Regions from separate parts of the Homo sapiens genome. Here region 2 is linked to region 1. A link is a loop called in an ENCODE intact Hi-C map of the cell type or tissue named here. Cell type or tissue: endothelial cell of umbilical vein. All regions are shown on one strand. Each heading gives the region's core, and the rest is flanking DNA. Links, peaks and the distances in the headings are about the cores only. Region 1 has its middle 25 kb from the start of ACTRT3. Region 2 overlaps MECOM (MDS1 and EVI1 complex locus).

Region 1 (2,923 bases), core at 128-2,627:
GCAGATGGATCATCCGAGGCCAGGAGTTTGAGACCAGCCTAGCCAACATGGTGAAACTCCGTCTCTACTAAAAATACAAAACTTAGCCGGGTGTGGTGGCACATACCTGTAATCCCAGCTACTCAGGAGGCTGAGACAGGAGAATCATTTAAACCTGGGAGGCAAAGGTGGCAGTGAGCTGAGATCACGCCACTGCACTCCAGCCTGGGCAACGGAGTGAGACACTGTCTAAAAAGAAAAAAATAAATAAAAAATAAAAATAAAAAAGAAATTCAAAAGGATTATAAAAGGATTATAGTCAGATTCTGAGAGGCTGGTCCTCAACTATAGGAACAAGGAAACAGTCATTTTTTAATGAAAAGTAGCCCAATACTAATGTGTGTCTGAAGTCTTAATCAGCATGATGTCATGGAAACTAAACCTATTTGATACCAGCAGATGTGACCCACTTTTTCTTTTTCATTGCATTTTGTTTCCGGTTTAATGTTCGGGAATGCAGTGGTAGACTCTTGTCCTACCTCCTAGCAGTTTTGTCTGCAAAGAGCTGTTTTCCCATCCACAGTCTTCCAAAGAGCAAACTGTCAATGGAATGATTTTGACGAATAAATGACTTGTTTTGCAATACAAAAGCAAAAGTTACAGCCGATAAACAATCAACTTAGTAACAAATGTTACATATTAAAGGTATATGTCAATGAAGGATAACACTCATTATGGAAAAATAAAAGCTAGAGAGTTACAGGAGATATGCCAATGTTCTCTCATCATACTGCACAATATTATAATAATTAGGCGTTCAAAGGAATAGATGATATTCCTTTGTACATACTTAAGATGTGGAGGATAAGACTATATATTATCCCTTTTTTAAAAAGCTCATTTATTGTTGTATCACAAAAGTAAAGCTGTTTAACCTGTAGAGCAGCTATTTTGTTTAGGTCTTCACCTGTAATTTTTGAAATTTTTGAAACTGTGGTGCCATTACTTACCAACGCGAGAAATGCACTTTATAAAGTGTAACTGCTCGGGTTGAGGGGACCAACAAGAGGATCAGATCTAAGAGAAACCTCTCCCAAAGACTAGTCTTCACCCCTCCCCCACTACTCCTTTGAGAAGGAAAGAGTAAATGTTAGCCTTGGGTACAAAATTGGCATTGTTTTATTTATTTCTTGCTTTATTTCTTGATATAAAAAATGTGAAAAGCTTACAAATTTCTAGGCAAAAAGCACACTTCAGGATTTTTTTAAATGTAAGCAAAAAACCTCTATGGGTATATAACAAGATCTGAGCATAAACTTTAACAGAACAAACTAAAACCTGCTAGCTTATCCTCTCTTGCTCCTGCCACAGACCATCTACCCACAGGTTCTCTTTGTTCACTGCATTCAGCAGCCTTCTCTGGAGCTGCTCTCCTTGTCTACCCTGGAGTGAAAGAAGGCATAGTTTTCATAGTACAAAAGTACTCACATACTTTTGTACTCCTTCAACCAACATTTAAAAAGTAATATTGTACAAACTTGCAAACTGTTTCTGTCTTCAATTTACAATTTTAAATAGGCTGATTTCACTTTACAGAGTGGGAGAAAAAAAAATCTAAGTCTGCAGTTATTCATGTGAGTGGGCTTTTTGCTACAGGTGAACAGATATTGCCATCTACTGTTGAGAAAAAATAAAAGAGTTAAGCCAAAAGTTTTCAGCCTTCTTGAGGTCTTGACAGATCATAAATTTAAAATGGAAAAAAAAATGACTTTATGAAAGTAGTCAGTTTCTTTTTACTTATACAGCTATTTAGCATTTGTAATTTGAGAACTAAAGAGAAGAAAAAGCATAATAAACCAGAAAACTTTCTTCTCTAAAATCAGAAAAATTGCTGTGAGTAATTATTCTTAGTTTCGATTAAAGTTGAAAGCAAATCATGTTTTACTGAGTTCCATTTGGCCCACAATATTAGCTGCTGCAATCGAGAAGAAATATAAGTAATGTCTCTTTTTAATTACCTTAACTTCATTTCAAAATTTACCTTATGAATAGGTTAATGTGTTTTATCATAAAAATCACTGGAAACACTCATGGCAAAGTCAGTTTTTTTTTGTTTTGTTTTGTTTTTTTTTTTTTGAGACGGAGTCTCGCTGTCGCCCAGGTGGGACTGCGGACTGCAGTGGCGCAATCTCGGCTCACTGCAAGCTCCGCTTCCCGGGTTCACGCCATTCTCCTGCCTCAGCCTCCCGAGTAGCTGGGACTACAGGCGCCCGCCACCGCGCCCGGATAATTTTTTTTGTATTTTTAGTAGAGACGGGGTTTCACCTTGTTAGCCAGGATGGTCTCGATCTCCTGACCTCATGATCCACCCGCCTCGGCCTCCCAAAGTGCTGGGATTACAGGCGTGAGCCACCGCGCCCGGCCCAAAGTCAGTTTTTAACTTTACATTTAGCTATTAATATTCTTTTGAAAAATAGAGTAGCTACCACTTAGCCTTCTTTAGGCCTCTAGTAGTACATACTTAAGCTCAAATTTACAGAAAGCCCCTTTAGGGCAAAATGCTACCATAAAAGCAATGCATCTGAGTCAGAGAACCCAGCCATGTTCAACTTCTCCCACAACCTCTCCCACTAGGAAAGGGAGACAGAGCTCTGAGCCTCAGATCAATCAATGTGAGGAATGACCTGTCTTTATTCTGGTGGCTGGTGTTGAGCTGGAGGAAATGATTTGGTGGCCGAAATTCAGTTGTTTTTGCACATAAAAAAGTATTTTCCCCTCTAAAAAATATTTATTTAACTCTGTCAACCACCACACCAAGCACCACACCACGTCCTGTAACAGCTATCTTGTATTCGAATGACGCGAATGTGAAGCGTAATGTGTGGATTGTGAGGAACAAGCCCCCACCATGAATGTCTGCGAAGAAAAGGGAAAAAGACCTTTA
Region 2 (2,923 bases), core at 290-2,789, 610 kb before region 1:
TTGGTGACTTAGGCAAGTCATTGTCCAACTTACCTGTCCAGGGACCAGGTTTTTTGTTTTTTGGTTTTTGTTCATTTAAAAAAGCTTTTAAGCATGAAAATCTTTAGATGTTTATTCATTCTACCATAAAAATGTCATCAGTTTTTTTTCATTCTAAGGTTATTTATTAAACAATCCCATAATCAGATAGAGGTTTTAGAAGAAAGAATGAAGTTCTACGATTAACTGGTGAAAATGAGACCAATTATATTATACCACAGTATCTTTGCAAAACCCTAGAGTACTCTGAGAAGGAAATTATTCCTTTGCCTCATATATTCTTCTCTCTCTTTAACAGTGCCAATAAGTCTTTTCTCCCAATCTTCCTAAGAATGTCCACAAACAGAATCAATCTCTTTTTTCTTTTCTTTTTTTTTTTTTTTGAGACAGGGTCTCAATCTGTTGCCCAGGCTGGGGTACAGTGGCATGATCACAGCTCACAGCAGCCTCAACCTCCCTGGGCTCTGGTGATCCTACTACCTCAGCCACCTGAGTAGCTGGGACTACAGCATGCAACACCACACCCAGCTAATTTTTGTATTTTTTGGTAGAGATGGGATTTCACTGTGTTACTCTGGCTGGTCTCGAACTCCTGGGCTCAAGCAATCTGCCCATCTAGGCCTCTCAACGTCCTAGGATTACAAGTAAGCCACTGCACCCAGCCCAGAATCAATCTTATTAAGCCAAAAAAGTCCAGATTCTAAATATCTGAGCAAAACACATACACACACACACACACACACACATACACTACCAAAACAATAACACAACAACCACCATCATATTCTAAGAATATATTCTTAGAAGATATTACTGTTAACTATGGTTTTTTGCAAGATCACATGATATTTCAAACTAAGAAAAGCTGCATAAGTTGATGTCTTATAAGATCAGCAGAAATGCTCATACTTTAATTTTATTTATCTATTTATATTTTGGAAAGATGAGAACTTTGTACGTGCCTCTTTATTCCAGTAGGTGGCTCTAAAGTCCAATTGTTTATTTTTCTATAACAAGACCGGAGCACAAAATTGTGCTAAATTTGAAAAATAACTTAATGAGGAGTATTTTCTGCTTAGCTTCTTTCCTGTCAAAATAAAATAATTTTTTTTCATTCAATAGTAGTTGAACCACCTGAAGCTGGTTTATAGAAAACAATGCTAAACATAAAATGTTGCTATAATATGTTATAATATAACCTAAGATTCTTTGTATTTGTCCACAGATAGAATCCAGACTAACTTGGCAAAATTACTCCTCATTATGTGCTGTTTCTATAAAAAAAATAGTTTATTTGCACTTTGTATCCTATTAACCCTAGCTGTTCACATTTTCTTTTCCTTGGAAGTACACTGAGAACAGTTCTTTTTAAAGATTACCAGATTTAAAATAATAATAAAATAATGTGTGAGTTTGCTTTTTTCCCCTAAACTTTCCAGTTAAATACTTATAAGTACACTGTTTCATTCTGGAGTTCTATTTCCCCTTAGAAAACAATGGACTTCTCTCAACAGTTTGAATCACCTCTTTTTTTGGCATCTCTCAAAGGTTTAACTTATTAGCTTCCTTTCCAACAACATGTTGACATTTGAATTGTGACATATTAGAACTTTTCGGTGGCTTCTCGGAAATAGTGAGGTTAAAGAGACAATACCCTACAAGACAGTAAAACAGTGCAATTGTCTCTATTGGGGAATACTACTTAGACACACGTCAGGTCATTTTAAGAGAGTATTATGATATCATTATTTCTTTGTAGTCCACTATTAATCATGTCTCTTTTAATTCCATTTTAGATTTACTCAATCCAATGTGAACAGTCTAAGAAACAAAAGAAATTGATGGATACACTGTAACTATATATTATAAAGACAATTCTCTTTGCCAAGACATAGATCACTACTGTAATTTCCCTTTAAGAGTCCAGATTGTCATGTGAAGAATATTGAGTGCATACAAAATAAAAGACACGGAAGAGTGTTGATGTTGGCTTTATTTACTGGAGGTAAAAGGTGACATTCCAAGCCATGAAAGGCAAAGAAAAGCAAAGTGGATTTTAACTTCAGGGTGTTCTTTTCAATTTTAAGTGAGTTTTTATGGTGCTCATGAAACTGAGGTTTGAAAAGAACTGGCAAGCGCCAGATATAATGAGGGCAGATTCTGGGCATGCTTCCCCATATAGCAATAAGAATGTCCCTCGAAGTTCCATTTGCCATACCCTTACCAAGCTAGTCCTTTTCTCAAGGTGTTTCTACCACCTGATCTTCATTACCTCTCATCCCTTAGGGTTTTGGAGACACTTAAGCAACATTGTTTTCCTCTTCTAATTACAATGGCCCAAAAGTATAATTTGAATCCTTGAATCTAGGGATGTCTACATATAAATTTAATTTACTTTCTAATAACATTAATGGTATGCCAGCAGGCATTTGAGAAGAGACAGGAGTAATTTAAATGAAAACAAAATGAAAATTTGTAGCCCTGAAACAATATAGTGGGGAAATGATGGGATGTCATCTTAGAGGAATCAGGCCTTTCAGAAAATATACTTTTATGTTATAAAATAGATCTTTCAGCAAATAAAAATGCAACAAAGGAGTGATTTATATAGATTTTCTCACATATTTGTATATAATAAGTATGTTTGACCATGCTTATAAAATAGAGTTATAATGTCTTTAAAATCTGTATTCTCAAAATCTTGAGTATATTGCAGTCCAGTGAATTACATACCATCTGTGTTATGTGCCATAAGCAGAGACACTACTAATATAACTCTCTCATTTTTGTGTTGGAGAAAAATGGAAGGGAGTCAATTAATCTGTTAAGTTCCATAAAACAGTTAATAATGGGTCTCTTCTCCTATCAGGGTTTTATGTAAAAA

Evidence for each region. Hi-C counts contacts between places; a loop is a spot of excess contacts. Peaks named below come from ENCODE experiments on the same cell type or tissue, not always from the same donor. Only the 100,000 strongest peaks of a DNase experiment are listed, where the experiment ranks them.
Region 2: a loop joins it to region 1, with 4 times the contacts of the local background. A loop is called at or near these places in 39 of 110 quality-filtered maps.

What each region holds. Positions count from the first base shown.
Region 1 is chr3:169,743,142-169,746,064 of GRCh38, forward strand. No RefSeq gene overlaps it. Among named protein-coding and RNA genes, the nearest start is that of ACTRT3, 25 kb to the right of the region's middle. In endothelial cell of umbilical vein, for the core only: no CTCF peak of the experiment used is centred there; a DNase peak (open chromatin) is centred at 1,650.
Region 2 is chr3:169,132,349-169,135,271 of GRCh38, forward strand. The region is part of intron 3 of MECOM (MDS1 and EVI1 complex locus); the gene reads right to left. Among named protein-coding and RNA genes, the nearest start is that of LINC01997, 130 kb to the left of the region's middle. In endothelial cell of umbilical vein, for the core only: no CTCF peak of the experiment used is centred there; DNase peaks (open chromatin) are centred at 1,013 and 1,673; H3K27ac peaks cover 672 bases.